Linked DNA regions of Homo sapiens: regions 1, 2, 3, 5, 6 and 7 are each linked to region 4. Evidence: chromatin loops called from intact Hi-C (ENCODE). Cell type or tissue: chondrocyte. All regions are shown on one strand.

Region 1 (4,000 bases), 1.1 Mb before region 4:
CTCCCATTAGTGCAAGGGGTGGAACTTTCCTTAATAGAAATTACTGCAAATGGATATAGGAGTCATGGGGGTAATTGACTAACCAAGGCATAAGCATGTTTGCAGAAAGGAAAAGCCACAAAACAGTATGCCTTTGCCCATTAGCCCCAAAATAAAAGTGAGTGGCAATTGCTGGCAATCGATCTTGGACCAAGAGTAGAGCTCTTCAGGATGTCAAATTGCATGGAAATTATAACAAGGATGCTAATGTTTATTGAATCTGGTGGACTGTGTCGTTTATGAGTTGGGTGATTTTCCAAGAAATTGTAGTTTACTTATCTTCAGCTTTCTGTGGTTGAACCGTCTTGGTGATACACCTTGGGGGAAGCTGTCTTCTGGAGCTCCTTTGAGAATGCTCTGCTATTCTTTTTACTGCTGGATTTGAAACTTGACTCAGCTTGATGGCCTGGAATTTTACAACGTAAACAATAGTGCTACCCAGTCATGTCTCAACAGCCTTCTGATGGAGAAGTAGATGGAATGTTCTTTCAGGAAATCAACTTCATGAAGCTCAGCTCTATGCTCAAATGTGGTTCCCAGCCCCTTGGGTTGTGTCTGACTCTCAGTGGAGAGCCAGGTACTCTGATTCTTGTCTTCATTGGTTGAGGTGACTTTGATAAAGTTCTCTATCCTTGCTGAACCGGAGTCATGTCTCTCCTGAAGATGGGAAAACTATACTTAGTATGTTCCGCTAGCTTTGAGGATTAGGCATCATCATTTTTGGAAATCAGGGGCTTGGGGTTTGAACACAAAGCATTGATTTGGTATCGCCTCATGAAAACAACATATTTTGAACATCTAGACCTTTTTTGCCACCATTAAAAAATCCCATCCCTAGACCAACAACCCTGCATTAAGCAGCAGGCTTTGTGCACTGGACCCTGTACAGCTCAAGCTCTTTAAATATTTACAGTTGGAACCCAGATGTGGCAGGCCTCCTGGGGCTGGCTGGTGCTCAGACCGTTCCCTAAGGTCTTTGGGGCATGAACAAGAATGGAATTTTACTGAAGATTTCAAGAGAAAACAGGGAATATGGTTGGCATCATAGACCACACAATAGAAAGCTAATAAAGCTCTGTCCTCTGCCAGCCACCTGTCTCTTAATCCAAACAGCCTCTCAGGACTCTCCTGTCCAGGCTATTCAGCTTGTGTCTGTAACTTATATGCCCCATTCAGCTAAACCAAGCCCTGGAATTAGTCTTAGAGTGATCATCAAATGCCTCTTGGAAATCTCCTCCCCATCGAAGCTTCTGATTTATTCACCAAGTTAACTTTATTGAGGGTGGGTGAGTTCACCTACTAAGTAAAGATTTCCTCTATGTTGTTATATACCCTGTCCATTTCTATAGAGGACTGTGAACCTTTTTAAGCACTCCAGGTCTACGTGAAAACAAAACTGAATTGCATAGCCTAATACAAGGCATCCTTCATTTCGTTACTGATCATCCTGTTGCCTTCTGGTCTCTCCCTCAAGAGAGTCCTTCAGTCACCCCCTGAAGTAGGGAAAAATGGTTTTGTGTTCACCTCACCTTTCTTTAACCTGTCGGTAGCCCCCTTCCTGTTCCCCTGTTGAGCCACAACAGCTAGCCTTGTTCTTCCTGGAAGAAGTCACTCAGATTCTCTCCCTCTCCAGGATTTCTTCACCCCCACCCCCAGCCTTGCTGTGACACTTGAAAGGTGATAATGAATGACAATGATGTAATGTGTCACTGCTGCAAGGCTATTTGCATTCAAATAAGGACTCTGGCAGTTGCATGATCTGAACCCAAAAGAGTGACTCCTTCTTAGGGATAATTGCAGTCTTTGGGGCAGGCCAACGAAGCCAGGGTTTGGCCTAACTAACATTGTCTATGGATGCCCTTGCACCTCGGTGAGGGCTAGATGCACTGCGTGAGATGGGTGGATGAGGGAGAAGTGAAAAAACACATTTGACATTACAATATGATTCTATGTTAAATGGCTTGTATGAACTGCTCTGCAATCACAGGGTACAAATATCATCACATCTCTTTGACTACCGTGTCCGCTGCTATATCCTTAATGTTTTAAATAGTGCCTGGCACATAGTGAATGCTCAATAATTATTTGGGAATTGGATGCATGGATGGATAGATAGATGATTTAGTTTTCCAACAGATTGCTTAATCTCTTCCTCACAAACGGACTCCAAATATAGTTCTCTTGAGACTTCCAGTCCTGAAAATGTCTATGAATTCCAGGATATTTTCTTAATCTCAAAAGAACTGGTTGGGGCAGCCAGTCTTCTTTTGATACCAGGGGAATCTGGGGAGAAATCCCTATGCTGTCTCGGCTGTTTCTTTCTTGCTGCCAGAGGGTGTCGCTGGTGAAGCTGAATTCTGCACGGTCCCATAGGCTCGTTCATCTGAGAGGAGCCTTCAGTGGTTCTCCAGGGAGGACATTCCACTTCTTGTGGGCTAGACTGGGCCATGCGTACTGAGAGCTCTGGCTGCCAAGACATCAGATTTGATCCTCTCCTTGAGTTCAGGTGCACAGCCACATCCCAGGGCACAGGCCAACCCTAGGAGGCTGGTGCAAGACTAGTCTTAGCTTCCTGCACTCACAAACCCAGAATGCTTGACCCTCTTTCTGGAGATCATTCTCCCAAGGAAGCCTATTTCAGGGGTTCAAGGAGCATTTTCAACCCCTCCCCTTGGCGTGACATGGCTAGAAACTTCTTTTACTAAATAGAATCAGTAGTGGTAACAGTAGTAGTGGTAGTGATGCCAATTATGTTATGTGAGGCACCATACAAGAATGTAATCCTTACAATGATCCCATGATATAGATATTCTCATTATCCCCACTATAGAGATGAAGAAATCTGAGCACAAAGAAGTTATTTGCCCAGGGTTTCCACTGTACTAAAGAATGTCATAAAGATTAAGATACAGGCTGCATACTTTCAGAGTGTGTGCACCTAAATACTCCATAATGATTTTCACAGCAAGCCTATGAGATAGTATTAATGGTTCCATTTAACAGATGAGGAAACTGAGGCTTAGACACTCTCAGATGATTTGAAGCACTGTAGAAAACAGGATTCTGCTCTTGGACAACATAGAAGGATCATGTGGTTTATTCATACCTTTGGTAGCAAGGTACCCAGAGGCTATGGCCCTGAGATTCCTGCCCTTAGATGTGTCCCCGGTGTTTATTAATTGATCTTACAATAATGCATGGATGCAGATGCCCCCATTTGAGACCCTTCCTCTGAACCTTGCCTTAGAAGTATCACTAGGTAGAAAAGATCCCACTAAAACCCCCATAAAACAATAACAAAAACATCTGTCCAACCCTACTAAGGTCAGACATGAATATATCAGACCTTACAACACCTTGAGAGAAAAGGCTGTACCAAGATTTGAGGTCCAGCCTGTACCTTAATTCGAAATTGAATTTTCCCTCCTATACCTATAATTTTAATTTAATTTAAAACTGAGCTAAGTCTTTGGGGGCAAAGTGAGACAATTTCTTTCTCTGAAAGAGAAAAGGCATTTAGGAGAAAAGCTTTTTTTTTTTTAATTAAAATTTAAACTTTAGATTCAGGGGGTATATACACAGGTTCATTATAGGGGTAGATTGCATAATGCTGAGGTTTGGACTTCTATTGATCCCATCACCCAGATAGTGAACAGAGCACCCAATAGGAAGTTTTTCAGCCCTTGCCCCTCTCCCTCCCTCCCTCCTTTTGGAGTCCCCATTGTCTGTTGTTCCCATCTTTGTTTGCATGTACTCAAGGTTTAGCTCCCACTTATAAGTGAGAACATGTGATATTTGACTTTTGTTTCTGCATTAATTCACTTGGAATAATGGCCTCCAGCTGCACCCATGTTACTGTGAAGGACATGATTTTGTTCTTTTTTATGGCCAAGTAGTATTCTGTGGTGTATATGTACTACTTTATCCAATCCACCATTGATAGACACCCAGGTTGGCTTCG
Region 2 (4,000 bases), 1.3 Mb before region 4:
GAATCAATCTGGCTTTCAGATTTAAATTCAGAACACTGTTCTACTATGGAAGAAAAGCAAAATCCTATTATTTTCTTTCAAATCTTGGAGAAAGCTGCCTCCTAAGATATCAATTAATGTGACAAAATAAATATAAATTCCTTCCCCAGGACTAAAATAAATCCACAATCTCCACTGCCCACCCCCCCTTAAAAATGTTAAGACCACTAAGGAATACATTTTCGTTAAAATCCAGTAATGCTTCTATTGCAACAGTTTTATGTATAAATGTAGAAGAACAATTTTCCTCCTAATTTTATCAACCATGGAACCAAAATAAAACTAAGGCAGCCAATAACAGATTCACAATTTAAGATGCCACAAAATGATGAATTTCAGAATGCTTTTGTTTATCCTGGTGGCTGAAGAATGCGTGGCTTAGGCAGTTAAAAGTGTCAAAATGCAGCTGTGAAAATGAACAATAGCAATTAGGATTATAATTCACCCAAGCATTTCATTACCAAGAATGCACTTGAAATCTCTTTGCATTGTTTAATTTGTTGGAGAACAAGATGAAAGAAGTTAATCTCCAGTCCATGTACATGAAATATTTTTACCAGAGCCTTCATAAATGCTGTAGATTTCAGAACACTGCTTTCCTTGTTCAAGCGACAAAGGCCCATGGGTCAAATAAGAAAGGTTCTGTTTCCGTAACCCTTCACAAGATTCTTAGCTGAAGGCCTGTGTGAGTGCTGTGTTTAGAGGGAGAGGTGGCAGAGAGCCAATAATCTAAGAATCTCCTCATTTCTTTGGTTGAAAAACAATGGGAGCCATCAGAACATACTTACAATATAGTTATTAAGTATATCCACAGGAGGATATGGCAAACATAAAACAAAAAAATAACAGAACGCTTACACAAAGAAACCAGATCTATTAGAAGTTATTTTCCAGGCCAGGTGCAGTGGCTCCTATCTGTAATCCCCAGCACTTTGGGAGGATGAGGCAGGTGGATTGCTTGAGCCTAGAAGTTCGATACCAGCCTGGCCAACATGGCAAAACTCCATCACTACAAAAAATACAAAAATTTGCTGGGCGTGGTAGCGTGTACCTGTGGTCCCAGCTTCTCAGGACGCTGAGGTGGGAGGACTGCATAAGCCCAGGAGGTTGAGGCTACAGAGAACAAGACCCTGTCTCCCACTCCCCTCCCCCAAAAAAAGCTATTTTCCAATGAAGCTGTTGCTTTCAGAAACTGCAAAGAACCCCCTCAAGATGAGATTTGATGGCATAAAGAATTCCAAGACAAAGTATTTTAAGCTTCAACTAATTCAGAAACAAATGTAAACTAAAAACAACACTGTATGGTTTGGCCTTATTCCAGGTCATTTAAAAATAACTATTTCTAAAAAGGTAGAAATGGCATTTTAATCCTTCCTTTCTCATGTTTTCTACTGCCCTCAATCTATGCCCTACCCATAATTCCAGTGACCTTTTTTAAAAAAGAAAACAATCCCTCCGTGTTAAAAATAAAAATAAAAATTATGTCCAGATTTGAAAGGAAAAAAATGGCTAGTTTAATTCTGAAAACTTCTGACACAAATGTTTTAAGAATATATCACAGACGCTAGAGGGGGCACTCTCAACGGTTTCTTAAACACACACACAACAATCCAGACAAAGGTCTAGAATTTGATCTGCAAACAAAATTACAGAAAAAGACACCGCCCCTCCCCAATAAATTTCATACCATTTAAACTAACACTACAGTCAAACAAGTGACTTACGGACTTTCACCAATCCTAAATTGAGATTCCTAACTTGAAATTTTAAAAAATTATCTCTTTACACTTAGTTGTTGTTTTTTTTAAAGTACCGGCAACCATTATTATGACCTTCTGTTGAAGGCTCAAAGTCTTTGGATACAGGCTTTTCTACTTACATTTCCTTTCATGTAATTATCATTATAACACTTAAAGGTAACCAAGAATACTTTGATAACACCAAAAAAATTTTCTGTATATTATTTTAAACCAGTCTGACAGTAATACCAAAAGAAAACTTGACCCACAAAATATCTAATGATTTTTAACATTTCTGCTGTCACCATCAATAACTACCTTTTATTTCCAGATTTTTATCTGTATTTAATTTCTGCAAACATAAACAGACATGAGATGTAATAATGGAGGGAAAGTAAAAGAAGAAAAATAACTTTAAGAAATGCTGCTGTTTCACAAGAGAACATAAACCAGGAAAAAAAATGTTGCTGTAATTTTTACATTTCTTCACTAGTTTAAATAGTATCTGTAATTTTCAGAACAATCTAATAGTCACCAGAAAGTACAAAATGAGCCCTTCTCACATGTGTTCTATCTAGGCTTACTCAACATATTAACTTTCTCTTTGCTTAAAACAAGAGTCTTGAAAATGAGTGACTTGAAGAGTAGGTTTCTCTGTCCTGATAAAGATAGGTAATTACTAGGATCACACTGTTTAAATGTAACAGTTACAACTACTGGGTAGTTCAGCAGTATAACTGGCTAACAATACCAAATCTTAACGGACTCTAATATTAGGCCAAAAAGAAAGTTAAGAGAGGGAATGAAAGATGGAAGGAATCACCAAAGAATGAAGAATACAAGAATAAAATCCATAGACACAATCATTATTGTTTATGAAACTGTTTGTTGTTTCCAAAGTGCTTTTACTCATTTTCACATTTGCTTCTCAGAACACTCCAGCAACTTCACTCTGCACAACTCAGCAACACTGACTCACTAGATCTTTAGTGCCAACTGCGAGAAGTTACCATCCTCAAGTTTTGCACACATGCTTTGATATGGTTTGGCTGTGTCCCCACCCAAATCTCATCTTGAATTGTACTCTCATAATTCCCACGTGTTGTGGGAGGGACCTGTTGGGAGATAATTTGAATCATGAGGGCGGTTTCCCTCATACTGTTCTAGTGGTAGTGAGTAAGTCTCACAAGATTTGATGGTCTTTTTTTTTTTTTTATACTTTAAGTTCTAGGGTACATGTGCACAACGTGCAGGTGTATACATGTGCCATGTTTGTATGCTGCAACCGTTAACTCGTCATTTACATGAGGCATATGTAATGCTATCCCTCCCAAGATCTCATGGTCTTATCAGGGGTTTCTGCTTTTGCCTCTTCCTCATTTTCCCTTGCTGCTGCCATGTAAAAAGTGCCTTTCACCTCCCGCCATGATTCTGGGGCCTCCCCAGCCATGTGGAACTGTGTCCAATTAAACCTCTTTTTCTTCCCAGTCTTGGGTATGCCTTTATCAGCAGCATGAAAATGGACTAACACATGCTTCTAGAGCTATGTAAACACAGCCAGTATTCAGTTAGTCAAGGGTCAACTATTCAGTTTGTAAATTATTAGTGTTCATCGTAGCCCTCCTCTTTATTCTCCATTTTCTGCTTATTTGACTACTTGACATTCAGATAATATCAAATTATTTTACTTGGTAAGTTTCAGTCCAGTTTTTAGAGGTAGAATTGATTAAAAGCTAAAATGAGGCTTTTACTTACAGGCAGTCAATACTTCTTATCTACATTAAGAATCATCAGTAAAATAATTAACAAGAAAAAACTTGAGCAGTCCTTGTTGGTATTTTTTCCTCTTAAAAGTTCAAGAATATGCTTTGCTAAAACAAAACTATACACCAAGAGAAAAGGTAAAGTATAGGTATAATGTGGTACTAACTGCTAACAAAGGAATAAGGAGTAAAGTGAAACAGATTGAGAAGTATTTTTCCCAGTTTGCCTTTTAAATTTTATTCCTTTAAAAAAAAACTGAAGTCAAATGAATCTATATTTTTTATATGGTTTCTCTTTGTTTTAAGCTTATTGTCAAGATTTCACTCATCCTGAGATCAGGCAATCTTTTATTTGAGACCTCTAAATGTGTTCTGACGTACGCATGCATACACACACCCATACTAAGATAATTTAAAAGACAGAAACATCTGGAGACAGAAATAAACATAACTTAGTTC
Region 3 (4,000 bases), 1.3 Mb before region 4:
GTCAAGAGTTCAAGACCAGCCTGGCCAACATGACGAAATCTCGTCTCTACTAAAATTACAAAAATTAGCCGGGCATGGTGGCACGTGCCTGTAATCCCAGCTACTCAGGAGGCTGAAGCAAGAGAATTGCTTGAACCCAGGAGGCAGAGGTTGCAGTGAGCCAATATCGCACCATTGCACTCCAGCCTGGGCAACGAGAGCGAGACACCATCTCAAAAAAAAAAAAAAAAAAAAAAAAAGAAAAACTGCTTGTAAACTAATACTAAAGTGTGCAAGAAAACATAAGAGGCAGTTAAGTGCTTTTTAAAAGCACCCTGACAGTAGTACTAAATAGATTAAACTACAGAAAATTACCCCTAAGAAATGCTAGCAGAGATAAACCAAACTCATCTTTCTTTGGAATTAAATTCCTAATATCTACTTGTGTCCAGTTACTAGAAAAGGAGGAGAATAATTAATTCATTGTTTCAGCAATAACAATTACTTATAATCGGTTCAAAGAAAAGTTGACATGGGAAGACTAGAAAGCTGACAACTATCTTACTATCTCTGCTTTCAAATTCCAAGAAGCAAACTGAACAGAGATTTACTGGTAAGATAAAGAAAATAAAGGGGATGATATCTGAAGACTGAAAGAAAAGAAAAGAAAAATAATCCATTCAAGTTGTAGCATATTTGTAGTGGCAAGGTTCTTGAAGGCAGGTATTGTATGTTTCGAGTTCAGAAAATAGAGTACTAGACCAGGCGCAATGGCTCCCGCCTGTAATCCCTGCGCTTCAGGATGCTGAGGCAGGCAGACTGCCTGAGCCCAGGAGTTCAAGACTAGCCTGGGCAACATAGCAAGAACCCTTCTCCACAAAAAAATTTTTTAAAATTAGCCACGCATGGAGGCGCAGCTGTGGTCCCAGCTGCAGTGTGCATGTTTGCATCACTGTGCTCCAGCCTGGACAACTGAGTGTGACCCTGTCTCAAAAATAAAAAATAAAAAGAAACCAGACTACTAATCCAATAAATAACAAATGTATTGCCTGTTAAAATAAATGAATATACTATTCTTTATAAAAGCAAAAGTTTCTCCCTCTGGAGTCAGGAGACTAGAACAGCAGTTTCTACAGCTCTATTACATTATCTAAACATTTAGGAACTAAAACCAAGCAAATATACATCAATAAAAATCAACTTATGAGGGAAAATGCAAGCTATGCTTAGGAGAATAACTTAAAATGGACTACCCATAGCTGTTGCCTTAGGACCTTAGCCAGAGCTGTTTGAATCACTATCAAAAAAAGGGCCACTGAGGCTGGGCAAGGTGGCTCATGCCTGTAATCCCAGCACTTTGGGAGGCCGAGGTGGGTGGATCACCTGAGGTCACAAGTTTGAGACCAGCCTGGCCAACACAGCAAAACCTCAGCTGTATGAAAAATACAAAAATTAGCCAGGCATGGAGGTAGACGCCTGTAATCCCAGCTACTCGGGAGGCTGAGGCAGGAGAATCATTTGAACCCGGGAGGTAGAGATTGCAGTGGGCTGAAATCACGCCATTGCACTTCAGCCTGGGGGATAAAGTGAACTGTCTCCGAAAAAAAAAAAAGGCGGGGGGGGGGGCGGGTCACTGATGAAAGAGATTTACCACTAATATTACTCCTTGCAAGGAAAGAGAAGGATTCGCTGAGCTTGAACAAATAAGTAGCAGTTTTGATCTACCACTACCATGTCACCTTCATTACATTCCTCAAATCTAGAGAGAAAATAGAACTGCAGCAACTTTCAATTTTACCATGTATAGGATGACAAAATATAAACATGTCCAATTTTATTACAGCCACAAGTAAAGATAGGTCATAGGATGACAATGATTAAGCTAGTGCTCCTAGTTGGTGGGAATGGTGCCACTTATCCTTTCCTGCCACATCGCCTTTTATGCAACTTGACGAGTGGGAAGATACTGGCATTCCAAGCTCTGGCAGGCCTATGGCTTTATCTGCTTCCCTCAGTTCCACAATGTTCTGCAAAACAAATCCCTCTACTGCCACCAGGAGGTGCAGCGATTGTGGAAAATATACCCCCACTTCCAGAAAAAGTCTTCAAGGTCTCAAAAGCCAGTGTTTGAAATACATCATTATCACTTTGAGTAGCTGAGATGGGTGGATCACCTGAGGTCAGGAGTTCAAGACCAGCCTGGCCAACATGGCGAAACCCCGTGTCTACTAAAAATACACAGATTAGCTGGGTGTGGTGGCAGGCACCTGTAATTCCAGCTACTAGGGAGGCTGAGGCAGGAGACTCGCTTGAACCCCAGAAGTGTAAGCTGCAGTGAGCTGAGATCTCGCCACTGCACTTCAGCCCCGGGAACAAGAGCGAAACCCCATCTCAAAAAAAAAAAAGAAATACATCATTACACTTAAGAGCCGCTACCATACTGAATCTAAGAGTGGCTCCAGGAAACACATTTTTCAGAGTACATTTCTTTTTCTGAAGTAAAACCTCACTGGGTATCAATATACACTAAAAGTCCTAGTCTTCCTGAGTCATGGTCTTATTTATTGCATAAAATATTTAAGTATAACATTTATTGATTACCACTTTTTAAGAAAATTTCCCTTTTCAGCCTAAATTGTCTACAGAGGATAATGGCTCCAAAATTTGTCTGCTATTGTAAAAACTAGTTCCAACTATTTTTCCTTGATGGAAATGCATTTCTCCAATAGCCATCAAAGGTGGAAAAAGTCTTACTCTAGCCAGGTCCCCTCATTTTACAGATAAGGAAGGCAAAGTCTGGAGATTCATGTGATTCTGCCTCAAATCATACATACAGCTAATTAAAAACGTAATGCCAGAATATGAACCAGATAGTTAAACCCCTAACCTTTCTCTCATAGAAGCCCTCATTCTATTGATCCATCTATCTGAATAGCCCTTAATCACGTCACTGCTTCTTCATTTGCAAGTTCCTTCATCATTTTATACCTCTGATAATCAGACCAACCATTCTATGGATGCACGTCTATTATGGCATTATAAGGTGCACAGTCTAACAGATCCACGGTTCTGTAAGATGCTTACATTTGGGGGGAAGAATTTCTTCTCTTCTTGCCAGTGAAAAGATGAAAATTAAAATCCCGAGTACTCATCAGTAAATCAACCTCATGTTCTAATCTTAATATGTGTCAGACACCCACAAAAGCCTTAAAAAGTCTTTGGTGACAACATTCTTCTATGTTCTTGAATAATTTGGTTCAAGTCTACATCCTAAATTGGGTAGTAAAAAGATAGATAATATTTTTCAACAATAGCTTTTCCTTTAGATAACTACTTACATGGCAAATTTAACCTAAAGCACGTGAAGATTAGTAACAAGTGTGATAAGCAAATATGAAAGGTACAACAATAGTAGGAATATTGCCTCGATTTCTGTCTTACGAACAATGTACAGCCTCTTCAAATTTTTGAGTACCACAAATTTGGTCCTCTAAGAGAACAAGGTGTTTCTTAATGGTTTTATTCTTCTGACCTCTGACTGAGAAATAAGGAGGCAGTGCCAGGCACGGTGATGCATGCCTGTAGTCCTGGCCACTTGGGAGGCTGAGGTGGGAGGATCACTTGAGCCCAGGAGTTGGAGGGTGCAGTGAGTTATGAACACACAAAAGAATGAGACCCCATCAAAAAAAAAAAAAAAAAAGGTAGCTTTTAGTCTTCTTTTGGCCTTTAAAAAACTATTTAAGTTGATATCCTAATCTTTACACAATATACTAAAAAAATGCCAATGAACCTAGATCTGGAAAAGATCTAGTTTATTTCATCTTCGGTAAGCAAAAGCAAAGAATATATAAATAGCTAAATAGTCCGAAATAAATAGCTGAAGCCTTAATAGCCAAATGAGTTGTTATAAAGGAAAATTATTAAAGCAAATCACTTTTCAAACTTGAAGCTTCTTTCTTAAAGAGGTTTATTTCACTCTAAATGCAAAACATTTGCTAGTTTCAAAAGTACACTAATATAA
Region 4 (4,000 bases):
CCGCCACAGACCACGGCAGATAAGACCACTCCGGCGTTTTACAGGTGAGCAAACAGAGACCCTGTGAGCGAAGTTGAAAAACTTGTCCACGGCCAACAGCTAATAAAGTCGCCAAGCCAGAATATCGCTAAAGCCTGTCCCCTTAAATATAGAGCCAAACCGTCCACCCAGCTGTGGCGCGAATCTCTTGTCCCCCAACTCTCAAGTGTCCTTTGGCTCTGGAGCTCCTGGGCCCGGGTTCCGCATCCGGGAGGAGAAAGGAGCGAGCGCGCACGGTGCCTCCCGAGGGCAGGGAGCAGAGGAGAGGAAAGGGGAAGACTATGAAACGTCCTAACTAATGCGCGTACTGAATGCGCATTCACGTGGTCAGTTACCGATGTGCTTCTCTCTCTCCTGGCCCGCAGGGACAGAGCGCGCCAGGGACGTGCCAGCCCCGGCCCCGGCTCTGCCACATTTACTATGTGACCTCCTGTCAGTCATTCTCTCTCCCAGTCCTAGATGAGATCTTAGAGCTCACGCAAGCTTGCCTGTTGGAACAGACTAAGTATCTGACTTTGCGGGGATGTTCCTGATGCCCATCGAAGGACAGAAATCTGGACACTTGCGGATGTGCTTTAATGGGGGAGATGCTGATTCTGCCCTGGCGTGACCATAGATAGCTAGAAGCTGAAGTCATTCTGAGTCGGGAGAATACAGTTGGGGGCACTGCCGGAAAGGATCTTTAAGTCCGAGGATGCCCTAGGGCGTGATCATATCCCACCCGGTGGCCCTTGCCCACAGTCCCCTAGTCCACGAGATTGGAATCCGATCTGGGAAGGTCCCTGCTCCCTTGGTAGAAGGAGGCTCTGGGATGGGAGAAGGGAGCTTCTTAGCGATTTGAAAATTAGCATCCCTTCAGTAGCGCAAACCTTATGGAAGAAACCTTGGCCTTAAAACATTCTCAGAGGGGAGACTGGGAGGAACAGGCCTGTTTATTCAGGGGAAAGTTGGAGAAGGGAGGGCGAGTTTAGCAGAAAAGCTCGAGATGCCTGGATAACAAAAAGTTTGCGCTCATACTTCCTTCGAGGGACAATTTGCTGAATATTTACACACCTTTGCGTGCTGCGAGGTCTTTGTTGGCTACTGGGATGCGAGATGTGTATGATGTGAATGTGCAAATATGTTTGCATGTGCGAAAAGTGGCTGCACATTTGTGGGCCAGTGCAGTAAGTGTGTGTTTGTGCCGGTGACAGAGAGCACTTGGCTGAATGTGTGCGTGGGTGCGTAAGGCATTGGTGCACACGGGCGTGAGTGCGCATGTGTATAGTGTGTGCACGTGTCATGTGTAGTGTCTAAGTGAGTGGGCTGTGCATTTGCAAAAGTCCGTGTGTATTGTGCAAGAGCATCGTAAACGTGTGTGAGCCTGAACTCACACGTGGTTTTGTGTGCACGTGTGCGTATGAAATTCAGCAAAAAAAAAAAAAAAAAATCCAAAAAAATCTAGGTCTAGGCAGGGTGCGGACCGAGGGCCCAAGGGCAGGCGTGCAGACCGCTACGACTTTGGCTTTAGGGAGACGCCTTCGGGGCGCAGGGCCCGCCCGAAGACGCGGGTTAGCATACAGCTCAGCTCCAGGCAGGCGATGCGGGTTCCCAATGCGGGCCTACAGATTACGCGGACTGAGCTGGGAACGGTCCCTGCTGGACAGTTCCGTGCTCTTAATCCTTCCTCGCCTACGGTCTCTGATTATTGATGCTTGCCGTGTGTCCTAAAAGGGACCGCTTCCGGTTTATTTGCTTATGTATTTATTATCTTTATCAACGTTATTTTTTGGCAGCTGCCGTGAAGATGCCAAACCCACCAAGACTGCGCTGCCCCACCTCTCCGAGGCTGTCCTGGGAGTGCGGGTGACCCGCGAGCTCCAGAATCTTTCCTTAAGGTGGAGCCACAGCGCCACCTCGCGATCCTCCAGCTTCCCTCCCTCATGGCCACGGAAGGCTGGCCCTTTCTGGTCCAAGCCCCCAGGGTCCCACACTTACTGGTTTTCCATGCACTTTCATTATTTCCCTTTCTCTCTCTTCAATGTTCCCTTATCCTGAGTATTGAGGTCCCCAAACGCGCCTTTCTACCCCACGTTTGGACATAGCCGGAATGTCTACCTCCTTCTCCATCCGGTGAAGCACTGCTCCCCCTAAAATCACCAGCTCAAAAGTCACCTCTATGAAACCTTTTTAGACTTTTCCAACGCAGTCATTCGTGCCTTTCCCTGGTTTCCCTACTGCTCGCATCACATTGGACAGGAAATGCTATTTAAACGTTTTTCTCCTCTCCCTAATCAGGGAGCTCCTCTGAGAGGAGCCATGGCTGTCCTTGCTTATTCAACAATAAAACCTAGTATATATCAAGTGCATACTATGGAGCGTTTAATGCACTGTACTGTGCAAAAACATATTGTCTTATTTCATTTTCCCAGCAAAATCATGAGGAAAGCACGAATATTGTTTCCCATTTTGCAGATGAAGAAACTGAGGTTAGAGAAAATAAGTACCCATCCAAGGTAGCATTGCAGAGCCTCATCCAAGTCAGCCTGTCGGATGCCAGAGCCAACTTTTCTTAACCTCTGACTTGCAGACTTATTCAGCTGTATATCCGTGGGCTTTGTGATAGGAAAAGACACAGAATGAGTACTTGTGTGTTTATGAATAAATGTATCTTTTAAATTATTTCTTCTCCTAGAGAGTTGGGTGTGGGAAGGCACTGCAATTATCAGATACTTTGATTGAAATGTCACCACAATTATTTATCTCTAAAGAGTATTCCTCTGCTAAGTAGCTAGGAGACCTTGGTCAAGTCACTTCATCCTCAGTTTCCTAAGTTCTAAAAGTAGGTTTTCTGTGGAGGATTAAATGAGAAAAAAAAATGTGAATTACATGATATATAGCATTCTAGTCATTGCTCAGTAATTATAATAACTCGAAACTACTGAAACACACACAAAAAAAACAAAACACAAAATTGACTTACCCTAGTCACACAGAATTCCCTGTACCTCTGTATGAAATCATCTTACTGTTATATCTTCATTTTCATCTTAGACATGAATTATATAATAAATATTTTTAGTTTATGGTGGTTAGGGTGTTAATGTTAACCCTGCTCTGTTACAAATATTTAAGGGGTAGTGGGAGAGATATAATCAAACAGTAAACCAGCAAACTTTGCCTCTTGTAATTTCCTCCTGCTTTGTAGATCTTTACCAAGAAAGATTTAAAGAAAGGCTATAAAAGTACTTATTGGCCAGGCACGGTGTCTCACTCCTGTAATCCCAGCACTTTGGGAGTCCGAGGCAGGTGGATAACCTGAGGTCAGGAGTTCGAGACCAGCCTGGCCAATATGGTGAAACCCTGTCTCTACTAAAAATACAAAAAATTAGCCGGGCTTGGTGACGGGTGCCTGCAATCCTAGCTACTTGGGAGGCTGAGGCAGGAGAATCGCTTGAACCCAGGAGGCAGAGGTTGCAGTGAGCCAAGATCGCACCATTGCACTCCACCTGGGCAACAAGAACAAAACTCTGCCTCAAAAAAAAAGAAAAAAGAAAAAGAAAAAGATGCTTATTATTCTGGAAAGTACAAAACTCTATTTTTTAATTTAGGGGAGATTCTGAGCTAGTTTAAGTGTTTCCCTACTTGAAAACATCATTGCTACCAATACATTAAAAGTTTAAAAATATGTGTCTAAGCAAATGATTGTATCCAAATAAAAGAAAACTCAAATAAAATAATGTATTACTACTAATATATTAAAAGTTTAAAAATACATGTCTAAGCAAATGATTGTATCCAAATAAAATAAACAAATGAAGGTTGTCTGAACATATTCTAGACCTTAAGACATTTCCCAAAAAGGTTAAGTTTTAAAGATTTAACATCTCTTTCTAGAGTGACCCATTAAACAAACATTCCTATTGTCAATTAGGTGAAAATGAACTTTTTCCCCTGTTACGGCTATAACTTTCCTACTGTC
Region 5 (4,000 bases), 930 kb before region 4:
GGCATGTTGGACAGCCTCTGAGAAATGGTACTTCTTTTCTTGTAGCTGACCTTTTCTGGGGCCTGTGAGCCAGCTGACCTTTGCATATCCCCTCACCTGCAATGGCTAAGGGATAACTCTTTAGTAACCACTCTTTGCCTGTCACTTGCATCAAGTAAATGGAAGTTGCCAAGGTTCAGCCGTGATCCAGAGCCTGAGTCTCACTAGCTGACATTAGGGTGAAAAGTGCATATGGAGAAATACCAGTAAGAACTTCAGTGGGACTGAAACTATGGATCATATGTAATGGGGAGTTGGGCCTTCTGGGTCATAACGGTGCAAAGAAGAGGCCTTTTCTGAAAGCCCTTGGAGCAGGTCACATATATATTCAGACATCCAGAACATCAGCATGTCCCTTAACCTAGTTTTCTCATTTAAGTTCAAGAAAGAAACCTGATTCCTGCTCAAGGCTCTTATTGCAAAATCTTAGAACTGGAAGGGACTTCGGAGATGACCTAACCCGACAAATATATAATATTCATCTTTCTACTGTCCAATCCTGTGCCCATAGCAATGGCAGCCATTGCTAATGGATGACAGTGTTCTCTCTGGAAAGGCCTAAATGCAGCCTCAGAACCCTTTAATGCCTAGTGATCCAAGCAACAGTGGAGTTGACCACCAACTCCAACCAGGACCTTCAACGTTTAGCTTCGCTCTCTTCACATGCTTCCTTCTTGGGTCTGTAGGATGAGGGACTTGGGGAATCTCGCATGGGCAATACAAGAATTTCTGTCTTCATTTGATGTTACCAGGAGCAACTGGAGATCTTGGGAAAAAGCAAATAGGTCAGGAGATATGAAGTTAGGGTCTAGTCTTGGTATTGCCACAAAGGAGCTGAGGGATCATAGGCAAGACACAAGCTCTCTGGACCTCAGTTTTCCTCATCTGTAAAATGAAGGGCTTGAGAGGACTACACAATGGCCCTGGGCCTTCTTTCAGAAGTGTGGCCTTGGGATGTTTTTGGTATGTTGAGATATATAGTGCTGATAGATGTTCCCTGCTCCTGAGAGGCAGGGTCTATGTTGTGCACATGCCCTACTCCAGCAAGGGCAAGCATGGGACCATCCCGCTGCCCCTCCATACTCCCATGCCTGTAGCAGACATTGACAGTCATTCACAGCACTCTTTTCTGCCCCATATGGATTTGATCTTAGAATCCTTCTCACTCTCTTTGGCAAGGGGTCTGAGCAGCCACCACCAACTGATCAGAGTTTGCAAGAGAAAAGAAAACCATCTGCCATCTGTTATGGGCTGAATTGTGTTCTTCCAGAAGTTGATGTTGAAGTCATAAACCCCCACTATCTCAGAATGCGGGCATATTTGGAGATAGGGTCTTTACAGAAGGAAAGACGAAACCGTGATAGAAAAAGGAAAGAGAAAGAAAGATTGCCACTTAACTCCAGATGGAGCCTAAGCCATCCTCTAGACTGCTTTGGGAAATTCTATTTTGTTTTGCTTTGGAAAAAATCACCTGAAGGCTGGGCGCGGTGGCTCACGCCTGTAATCCCAGCACTTTGGGAGGCTGAGGCGGGCGGATCACAAGGTCAGGAGATCGAGACCATCCTGGCTAACACGGTGAAACCCCATCTGTACTAAAAAAATACAAAAAACTTAGCCATGTGTGTGGCGGGTGCCTGTAGTCCCAGCTACTTGGGAGGCTGAGGCAGGAGAATGGCGTGAACCTGGGAGGCGGAGCTTGTGGTGAGCCGAGATGGTGCCACTGCACTCCAGCCTGGGCGACAAAGCGAGACTCCGTCTCAAAAAAAAAAAAAAAAAAAAAAAAAAGTCACCTTAAGTCCCAAGCATCAGACGCAGACTGTTGGCTCACCTAGAACGTTCTAGCTTTTTCTAGGAACTAAGGCCACAGATGGAAACAAAATCAGGCACTGGAGAAATAGGGGTGATTGGAAGACACTTAAATCTTCAACAAGGCTAAAGGGTTAAATCACATTTTTTCAGACCTGTTGGGGTTTGACTGGCTGAGACTTAAAAAGAGAAGCTGGGAACCAGGGAGCCTGCAGCTGGGAAAGTTTTTCTTCTCGCCTCTCAGCTAAGGGTCTGGCATTTCACCTGCTAGATGGCGCTGTCCTCTAAGGAAAGGCACCAGCTCAGCTTGAATGGGGGCTCAGTCAAGGAAACAGGGAACAACTAAAGTTGAAAAGAATTGATGGGCGGGAGTAGAGGGGATGGAGGCAGCCCTTTCCCCAGCAGCAACATCTCCTTCTGTGGTAGTGGCTCTTGTTCTCTTTATAGCTTTTATTTTGCAGTGTGGGAGTTTTGTATACTTCATCTGAAAAGTTACAGGGCCTTTGCTCTGAAGGAAAGTGAATAAGAAAATGAGCATGTGTGTGTGTGTGCGCACGTGTGTGTTTTGTGTATTATTGTCAGGAGGCAGGGATGGTCATGGAGGTCCCACCCCAAGGCTGCAACCTACAAATGACACGTCTCAGCCCTGGTCTTTGGCCTTGACTTACACCAGATCAGTGGGAAAAAGAAACAGTAAGTCCTTTCTCTATCCTGCCTGTAGAACCAGATGCCTGGGACTCTTGGTGGCTTTGCTCTGAAACCTTCTAGCTCAGCTCCATTTAGGGGCAAACTGCATGTAGGCACTGAGACCTCCGTTTCCGTGCAATTTTATTGTTAGACTGACAGGCTGGCTCCTGGTCTGCATGTGAAATCAGGGACACAGCCTGCAACTACTCCCACTCTATCAGCAGCCAGAAAGAAGGAAAACAAAGATAAGGGGAGGGGTGATGGGGGGATGGAAACCAGGAGGGGACCCATGAGGGAGGGGAGGGAGGAGCAGAGAGAGGAGACAAGGGACAAAGAACAGAGGTGAAAGATGAAGGGTGTGGGGAAGGGAGAGTGGGGCAAGGATGACCAGGTGTCCAGAAAGGAAGAAAAGGGCAATGGGGAGAGGCCACTGGGAAGCAGAGAGGCCGGCAGGCTGGCAGAAGTGGGAAGAAGACACAAGTGAAGGGAGGGGAGGGAGGCTTCCTTAAGCAAACAGGAAGACAGGAGGAAGGGAAGTCTAGTAATTAGGGAAAAGCTGACCAAAACCCAGAAAGGAGGAGAAGACTACTACAGTAAGGAAGCTGCAGAAAAGCCAGGCAGGAGATAGAGACAAGGAAGCTTTGAGGCAGGAGGCTCTGGAAACAAGGGAGGCAGAGAGCAGAGCTGAGCTAAGAAAGGAAAAAATCCAGGAGAGGGAACCAGGAAAACAACACAAATGAGAGTGAAGGAACAGGGAAAGAGCCATTAAAAGAATGCTTACCTTATAGTCGTAAAAACTGGAATGTGTGTGTTTTGGCCTGCGGCCATTGTCCAGGAAACACAGTGTGGCTTTTAAGCAAGTTGTGGAGTGGCGGCATCCACATGTTAGTAGCTCGCCCTGGTCTGCTGCTTTGCAATGCAGCTGTGCGGAGCTGCCCTCTTGTTGGCTGGCAGCCTGGTGCTGGGGACATCTGATGGGGTCTGCTGTTTGGACAGAGGGGCATGCCTGCTCCATTTATGGTGCTCCAAGTTCAGGCATCAACATCTTTTCCAGGACAAGAGTTGAGATGTGGTCCCTTTGAGGATGTTTCTCGGAGGGACTGTGGTTGAGGTTCTCAGAGGGCAGAGGGGGAGACATGGTTAAAGGCCATAGAGGGTGGAGATTTAGGGAACGGCCTCTGGAGTCTGATGGCCACCATTCAGTTCCTCGTTTTATCAATTCACTGCATAAACTAGCTCATGTCACTTCATCTCTCTAGACCTCTCTGGGCCTCAGCAACTCATCTGTAAAATGGGGTCGCAATCATACCTGTCTCATAGGGTTCTGTCTGGTAAGGCTTAACTGAGATGATCATGTGTCTATCAGAGTGGCTAGCTCATATTAATGCTCACTCAATGTTAGTATGCTTATTGCTGTTAGTGTGATGTTAGCATATTAAATGTTAGTAGGATTCTGTGTATGATCATT
Region 6 (4,000 bases), 1.0 Mb before region 4:
TCCCAGTCATGGGCAGCCAGGGAAGGATTTCATTCAACAGTTACATATCCCTTACACAGTTCTGGGCACTGTTCTAAGCACTTTACAAATGTTACCTCATTTAATCTTCTCGGCTCCCTTGAGGTAGACCATCATCTGTGCTTTCATCATAAATCCAAAATGCAGAAGCACCTGAAGGGTACGTACTGTCTTCCAAATACTGTTCTAAGTGTGTCAAATACAAAAGCCCACAAGGTAGATCCTATTATTATTATTATCATTCCTATTTCACAAGTGAGGAGACCTAAGTATGGGAAGATGAAGAAGCTTGCCCCAATGTCACCCAGATAGTAACTGATAGTTCTGAGATTTGAACCCAAGCAGTCTGGCCTTAGAAACCACACTTGTCTACTAACTACCCCAGCTGTCAGCACCCATTCCTCCATTTCTTAAAAATAGTTAACTCTTTTTGGTTTGTGAAACTTTAAGAAAATACAGTAGCTCTGCTTAATGTGAATGTGTTGATTCTCAAACTCATTGACTGAATTTTCTAGAATAGTTAGATAACTAAGAAAGCAGGAAGCACTGAAGCGTGTTGAGTTTGGACTTAGACAGTTATGAGCCACCTACTAGCTGTATGCTCTTGGACGAGTTATGTTACTTCTTTAAATCTCAGTTTATTCATCAGTGAAATGGAATAATATGCTTACCTCATGGGGTGCGGTGAGGATTCAATGAGAAAACCATATGAAGACCTCAGACAGTGCCTAGAGAATGAGGAAACACACCAATAATTAGATTTTAAAAAATTATTATAGACAATTATTTTGCCATAATAGGGATTGTCTTAGTGCAGGTATCCTATTAAACATGCTCTATGAGCATCTTTTTTTTTTTTCTTTTTTTTTTTGAGACGGAGTCTCACTCTTGTCACCTAGGCTGGAGTGCAATGGTGCGATCTCAGCTCACTGCAACCTTTGCCTCCTCGGTTCAAGGGATTCTCCTGCCTCAGCCTTCTGAGTAGCTGGGATTCCAGGTGCCTGCCACCATGCCCGGCTAGTTTTTGTGTTTTTAGTAGAGACAGGGTTTCACCATGTTGGCCGGGCTGGTCTCAAACTCCTGACCTCAGGTGATCCACCCGCCTTGGCCTCCCAAAGTGCTAGGATTACAGGCGTTAGTCACCGTGCCCGGCCTATGAGCACCATTTTTTAATCACCTTCATTTTGTAATTAATGACTGGATTGTTTTATCTGATGAATGACAGTCTCTTTCACTGAACTATAAACTTCACTGGACTGTGAACACCATGTATGTATTTATATCATCCAGTCTTCATGCCAGGGCCTTATTTGGTACCTGGGTGTCCCGAGGGAATATTTTGTGTTCCGTAATGAACAAAGATTGGACATTTTACAATATAAAACATTTTAAGGATAACTCTGGATATAGGAACATTAGTTTACAAAATCAAATTGGGGATTAATTCTGTGCCATTTGGAATCAATATCATCTGATGGGTGTTTTTCTGCTCCAGGTTTGGTTCTGGACTGACTGGATTTTACATCAGTGTCTCTCAGACCACATCTTCCCCCTATTTGCATTTGACCTTCCTCTTTGTCTGGGGGACCCCATCTGAAAAGTCCCCCCCAGCAGTGGCCCATGCTGTATTTCACCAAAAAAGATCTGTATTTAGAAGGAACATTTACACGTTATTGGTGTCTCTCTGAGAGCGTAAGGTGCTTACCATATAGCTTGGCACAGTTTTCATTAAAGAGAAGAACAAAGAGAGGCAAAACATGAGGAAATTACTAAATTCCAACATGAAACTGAGAAGATATGCCCCTACACTTGCCCTCATAAACATTAAGCATTTTTTTATGGTGACATTTTTAGCCCATTCTGAAATGTATTGATTTGTTTCCTGTGAGTCATTGTCTGTTTCTGCTTTCTATGTTAAAAAACATATTAAATATCAATGTGATGATATAAATATATACGTGTGGGTGGATGGGCGGGTGAAAGGAATTTTCTTTCAAATTCTAAGAAGGGAAATAGCTTTTTCATAGGTTCCCACATCATCCATCAACTCATCACATCCTCAGTCTACTGCATTTCCCCCCTCGACACAAAACTGAATAATCACTCTGGTTTTAAAGCTTGAGAGAAAAAGTTTCAGAAGGTTCTGGAGATGGCCTGTTATTTGGGAGACAGCTGAAGTTTTTGTAGCTCTAATTCTGGGTTGAGGGGACGTCCAGCCGCTATCTCCATTTTGAGCAGTAGAGGGCAGACGTCTCCACTCCCGCCTGCCCAAGATCACCCCGGCAACTTTATGTTTATGCAAACAGCCTTTGACATAATAGCTTTGAAACAGCTGAAAATTGAATTGTGCCTTGAGGCCAAACATCTAGACCACCACCTTTGTTATATTCATCTGCCACAGTAAATTGGGTTCACCATTGGCTCTGGGAGCTGCTTTTTCCTCGATTCTAGTCCCACATAACTTTGCGCAGGAGAAAGACAAATGCGACTTCCTCACACAAAACGTTGGCAGGGTTTCATTTCACAAACTCTTATCTGAGGGGCTGGAGATTGCTGTGTGGATTTCTCCAGCCAACTGAAGAAAATAAAGGGGAAACTGGAAAGCTAAACCAAATCCATCTAATTCTGGAATATCTCTGTGGGTTTCCATAGCTTTTTAGCTTCTCCACTTAATCTAATTAGGACTTTGCCTCCCGAAATAAATACCTAATAAAGAATGAACCTATTAAAAGACTAAATTTACTACACACACGTTTGTGCGAACCCTCTGCCTGTTTCCTTGAAGCGGTAATGCCGATGAAATTGAACGTTGTTTGACTGGGTAATGGTCTCCCGCTGTAAGACGGATTATAGAAAATAAACATGGATGGGGGGGTGGGGGGCGGGGAAGCCAGCCGCTTTATTGAATTCCGCTGATGATAATGCCATCACCTGAAATCGCTGCCTGAAAAGAGTGTCAATGGGGGAGAAGCAGCAGCAGCAGCCAGAGCCAATTTGCAACTGGGTAACAGTTCATTTTAGAAGTAATTTTATTCTGTTTTGGGTTCACTGCCCTGGTTTGGGGGGTTAACAGAAAGTAGATTTTTAAAAGAAATCTGATTGTGGGCCTCATGGATGCTTTTCAAAGGAGGGCATTTAGGCATTGACTAATTGATTGGTTCATTTGTTTATCAATAAATATTTCATAAAGGCCTACTCTGTGTGAGGCGCTAGTTAGGAGCTGGGGATTTGATAATGAGCAAAGCAGGTTTGCCATCACTCTACTAAAACTTAGAGTCAGCGCAGGAGGTAGAATTCATTCATTAGCAAATATTTATTAAGCACTCACTTTGGATCAGGCTTATAATCAGAAAATAACTATACAATTACAACCTGGATGAGTATTATGAAGGCTCGGCAGTGAGGTTGCTGGACTGGATGTCCACTATTTCTTTGAAGAACAGTTTTAAGGAAAATCATGTAATATCAAACAGACCCTCAGATCAGTATGGAGGTCAGAAGATTACAGAGTTTATTAGCATGTTTGTGAGTTCACTTAATGGGTTCAAATTCAATTACCAAACTTCTCTGGACCTCAGTTTCCTTATCTTGATAGAAGTTTCTAGTAATTCCTGTCCAATTTGCCCAATAGGATTGACGTTTGAGTAAAATGAGAGACTAGGCATGAAAGTGCTTTGTAGTTGTTGAAAATAAGAGAAATTATTATTAACGGCACGTGCTCTTCTAGGGTGTACCCACAGGATCTTACAATATTCTTGGGTAGACAAGAGGAATACAGGTTGATCAATGGTGAGTAATTCAAACAGTTTAGGGAAAGTGGTAAAGTATATGGCACAGAAGATATGTTGAATGAGGTCAGGGAGAAGTCAGGCCTGGAAAAATGGATGGGGTTTAGAAAGAGAAGAGCAGAAGTCTGAAGCCAGTTTGCATTTGGGGCTCATGGGATGCTGGTGTTCACACTGGCAGTTGGAACACACAGCTC
Region 7 (4,000 bases), 410 kb before region 4:
CCTCCCACTCCCTGTCTGGTTGTTTTTATCCCTAGTTTACCCCCTCATTTTTTGTTTTTCTTGAGATGGAGTCTCGCTCTGTCACCCAGGCTGGAATGCAGTGGCACAATCTCGGCTCACTGCAAGCTCCACCTGCCGGTTCACGCCATTCTCCTGCCTCAGCCTCCCCAGTAGCTGGGACTACAGGCGCCCACCACCACGCCCAGCTAATTTTTTTTGGTATTTTTAGTAGAGACAAGGTTTCACCATGTTAGCCAAGATGGTCTCAATCTCCTGACCTCGTGATCCACCCTCCTCGGCCTCCCTAAGTGCTGGGATTACAGGCGTGAGCCACCGTGCCTGGCCCACCCCGATTTTTTAACCAGCATAGCCCCTATGAACAAATATGGGGCTGTGAGTTTATGAGCCTTGCCATAGGCCCTACAGGCAGGAACTATGGCCCATTTGCTTAGTGTACCTGGCAGCTAGCACAGTACCAGGCACGTGGTAGGTGCTCAGGACATGTTCTGAATTGAACTCCCAAGCCCCACAGTCTCATTGTGCACATCTGCACACTCCACTCACATAGTTTTTCTGTTCCTAAATGTACCTTATGTGCTCCAAAGCTCAGTGTTCTTACACCTCCCTCATTTCCTCTGCCTAAGGGGCCAGGCCCACCTGGTTAGCTCCTGCTGAGCTTTTATACCTCAGCTCAAATGTTACTTTCTCTGGAGCCTTTCCCAGCACTTCAGGTTAAATCAGATCCTGCTGCAATGTACTTTCAGAGCATTGTAGACATTTTCTTCATTACCATGATTCGTTTGTTACAGGCACTTGAGTGGCTGCTTAACGTTCATTTGCCCCACTCAAGTATGAGCTCCAAGTGGGTATAATGTCACCATGGCCCACCGATGTATCACCATGTCTTGCCTAGCACCAGAGGCATAGGAAACGCGCAAAGTTTACAAGCATGAATGAATAAATGAACGATCGAGTGAATGAGCACTTTCAAGAGGTAGCCCTTAAAGACTGTAGGGGCCAGCGTGTCAGAGGTGTGGACGTCAGCTGTGCTCTGTGGAGCATTGTGGCACACCTGTCTCAGCCTGGCCGACCATTCTAGCATAATTTGAATATAAGTGTGTCTTTTCTGAGATGGTGTGCATCCTGAGAAAAGGGGCCTCTTGTTCAATCTTTATCTTCTGCATCTAATACAGGAAACTATATCAAACACAGAATTCAAAAGAAACATATATTGAATGGCCACACTTTTCAGCAAGTTTCTTTAAAAGGATGGCAGCTTCTCTAACTTATATATCACTCTCTTTCATTACTCAAATCGGGCTATATTCCAAAGCCGAAACAGTGCCCACCACATGTGACTGTGTTGCAGCCATCCTATCACCTCTGGCCATCAAGTTTCCGTTGGCCTACAGCCTATCTGCTGAGTTTTTGAGGCATTTTACAAGTATCATTAACCTCATCATGTTCAATAACTGTAAAAGTAGGAAAATCATTGAGTGTGCATTTAGAAAGACTCATGATCATGATGGAATTTAAAGTGAAACAATTTTACATGAGTAGGTACCTATCTAGTATTTGTGGAATGTTTCACTCCTGTCCAACAGGAAAAGTATCTTATTCATGTGGGGTTAAAAAATATTGATAACAGAAGGCTCAGTTCACACATGCCTCCTCATCAATGAGCCAGGGCACATAATTAGTTGACCAGAAGGCTCGCTGGGATTAATTAGCAGCTGTGTGTGAAAAGCTTGGTTCAGATTTGTAGCACGAAGGATAGGGGTTCTAGAATGGCCACTTCCTGGATTCACAGTTCAATCACGCAGGAGGATCTCAGGGCTTGGCTGTTGAAGTTGCTGGGGGCTCTTGGCTCCTATATGGACCGGTGTGGGCATGTGCACATCCAGCTACCGCCGGCAGAGGGCAGCAGTACGCTGCGCGTGTTCAATTTGCATCCCAGATTAGCAAATCCCCAAGGACCTACATAAGAAAGAGGGTGTCCCAGCACTACCCTAATTCCTTTTCACTGGGTATCAAGACTGATCTGAGTCATTGCAAACACAGACCTTTTACATTATGTTGGACTTTGGCTCATCTGAAATAGAGAAATGAATACACAACTAGGAGCTGCCATCACAGACAGGAAGTAACTTTAATTAAATATTGTGAAAGTTGAAAAGTTTTTACAGCTTGAATTTTTGCAAAAAAAAAAAAAAAATTTAACAATCTCTACAGTAGTTAGGTTCTCTAACAATTGAACTGTACAGTGTGTGTCTATTCAAAAAGTTTTGATAAGAAGGTGAAAGGTTAGTAGATTTAGAGATGACTTCATTTAAGCTGCATCCTAGTACAATGTGAGGCCAGGGCAATGTTATGCAATCCAGTCATCCAGAAGCTGTATTTTTTCCCCCAACACTGAAATCTTAATTTAATTCTTCATTTCATTTTCTTCTTAAAGCCATATTCTGTATTTAGGGGAACATCTTTTATTTGTAAAACTTTTGTGGAGAAGAAAGAGGATCAGAGGGCCAGAATGTCTTTTCATCTAATCAATAGAAATAGAAGCAACAAAACACAAATTATACACATTTTAAAGGCTCTTTGGACTTTCAAGAAGAGTTCTAACCACTGCACATGGCTGACAGATGGGTAGTGTCTGTTGTCAAGGTCTAAGCCGGACACCTTCCCGGCTGACCGTTCATTCCTTCAGAAACAGTTAAGGGGCTCACCAGATAAAATATGGCTTTAACTTGTGTACATCTTCAGGCCAGCGCTTACCACGCAAATTCAGATAACCTTTCTGAGTACCGAGAAGCAATGCGTCCACCTTGCTTACATTTTCCAGTTTTTTTTATTATTATTAGTCATCATTATTATTTCTCACCATGAAAAACAGCTTTCCTCCCTCCCCTACCCTCCCACAACTCCCCTCCCCCACCCACCCCAACCCATAAAAATCGCACTCTTGACAGCCTAGTGAAAACCATTGCAAAATCCATATGGGGGCATGCACAGTTGCAGCATTGTTGTAAATGATTTCTTGCTCTACTAGAAAAAGTTACATTGTCTTAAGGTAACAAAACAGTTCTTTTGTGCTTTTCGATTTCTTTGTTTTTTTTTTTTTCTTTTTTTCTTTTTCTTTTTTCTTAGAATGTTAGTGATGACTGACAGTTCTGGTGCACAGTTACAATGTACAAGTGAAATGAATATGATTTGCATTGTTAAGGCATCCAATCTGCTGGTTTATATTTATGTGAAAGACAGAGGAAATATACAAGCAGACTTAAGAAAGAAAGTATGTTCATTGATTTCTATGAAGTTTCTCCCTAGAATTTAATGCACAAAATGCGTCACTCCAAAGGGAGAGATTCCATGCATATTAATAGAGTAAAACAGCATTAGGGTTGTTTTGTAAGCTTCCAAAGCAAAGGATACATTTTTTTTTAAATCTACTGAACTAAATACTACAAGAATAATATGCTACTATTTTTTTTTTTTTGCCATATATTGGAAAAAACTTCTTAACTTACAAATAATACAAAAATAGACAATGACTTTTGGGTGGAAATTAAAAAAACTGAAGCATGGTTTATAACAATACTAAAAATAACTATAAATGAAATGTTTAAAAATCACATTGAAACAGCTAATACAAGTGTAGGTGACCAAACAAATACGCACTTTTCACGTAGCAAACATACACAATAAAATAAATTGGGGGTGGAAGGAAGAGGAAGAAGGGAAAAGCAATGTACAAATTCGAAAGATAAATACATTATTTATATGGATATTTTACAAAATCCCCTTTAAAACAAAAAGCCTTTTAATTAACTTTGCAAGTATGTGCAAGCTAAAGGTAGTGAGCTTTTTTTCTTTGCAAAATACGCAGTAAAATCTTTTTGTGATATTGAAAAAATGTCTTAAGACATTAAAATGTATAAATAGAACAACAACTTTGGCAAAAAATCACAAAAAAAAAATCTACAGTATTTATAACTACATA

Evidence for each region. Peaks named below come from ENCODE experiments on the same cell type or tissue, not always from the same donor. Only the 100,000 strongest peaks of a DNase experiment are listed, where the experiment ranks them.
Region 1: it touches region 4 in a loop (5-fold over the local background); 17 of 110 quality-filtered maps call a loop at or near these places.
Region 2: it touches region 4 in a loop (7-fold over the local background); 26 of 110 quality-filtered maps call a loop at or near these places.
Region 3: it touches region 4 in a loop (3-fold over the local background); 8 of 110 quality-filtered maps call a loop at or near these places.
Region 5: it touches region 4 in a loop (7-fold over the local background); 101 of 110 quality-filtered maps call a loop at or near these places.
Region 6: it touches region 4 in a loop (5-fold over the local background); 69 of 110 quality-filtered maps call a loop at or near these places.
Region 7: it touches region 4 in a loop (4-fold over the local background); 107 of 110 quality-filtered maps call a loop at or near these places.

What each region holds. Positions count from the first base shown.
Region 1 is chr5:158,011,743-158,015,742 of GRCh38, forward strand. No RefSeq gene overlaps it. Among named protein-coding and RNA genes, the nearest start is that of CLINT1, 150 kb to the left of the region's middle. In chondrocyte, CTCF peaks have their summits at 2,373 (motif pointing right) and 2,576; no DNase peak of the experiment used is centred here.
Region 2 is chr5:157,819,234-157,823,233 of GRCh38, forward strand. All of the region lies in intron 1 of CLINT1 (clathrin interactor 1), which reads right to left. Among named protein-coding and RNA genes, the nearest start is that of CLINT1, 38 kb to the right of the region's middle. In chondrocyte, CTCF peaks have their summits at 1,593 and 1,829; no DNase peak of the experiment used is centred here.
Region 3 is chr5:157,853,564-157,857,563 of GRCh38, forward strand. The region is part of intron 1 of CLINT1 (clathrin interactor 1); the gene reads right to left. Among named protein-coding and RNA genes, the nearest start is that of CLINT1, 3.6 kb to the right of the region's middle. In chondrocyte, CTCF peaks have their summits at 887, 2,055 and 2,310; no DNase peak of the experiment used is centred here.
Region 4 is chr5:159,105,053-159,109,052 of GRCh38, forward strand. The region is part of intron 1 of LINC02202 (long intergenic non-protein coding RNA 2202); the gene reads left to right. LOC107986467 (a long non-coding RNA gene) reads left to right here. Exons shown (of 2, transcript XR_001742942.1): 1 at 1-44; 2 at 1,815-2,387. Among named protein-coding and RNA genes, the nearest start is that of LINC02202, 6.6 kb to the left of the region's middle. In chondrocyte, CTCF peaks have their summits at 1,926 (motif pointing left) and 2,189; a DNase peak (open chromatin) is centred at 1,909.
Region 5 is chr5:158,172,999-158,176,998 of GRCh38, forward strand. No RefSeq gene overlaps it. Among named protein-coding and RNA genes, the nearest start is that of LINC02227, 230 kb to the right of the region's middle. In chondrocyte, CTCF peaks have their summits at 2,127 and 2,337; a DNase peak (open chromatin) is centred at 3,436.
Region 6 is chr5:158,073,181-158,077,180 of GRCh38, forward strand. No RefSeq gene overlaps it. Among named protein-coding and RNA genes, the nearest start is that of CLINT1, 220 kb to the left of the region's middle. In chondrocyte, a CTCF peak has its summit at 2,255 (motif pointing right); no DNase peak of the experiment used is centred here.
Region 7 is chr5:158,693,790-158,697,789 of GRCh38, forward strand. It overlaps EBF1 (EBF transcription factor 1), which reads right to left. Exons shown (of 16, transcript NM_024007.5): 16 at 2,131-4,000. Among named protein-coding and RNA genes, the nearest start is that of LINC02227, 290 kb to the left of the region's middle. RefSeq lists an enhancer at 3,982-4,000. In chondrocyte, a CTCF peak has its summit at 1,911 (motif pointing right); no DNase peak of the experiment used is centred here.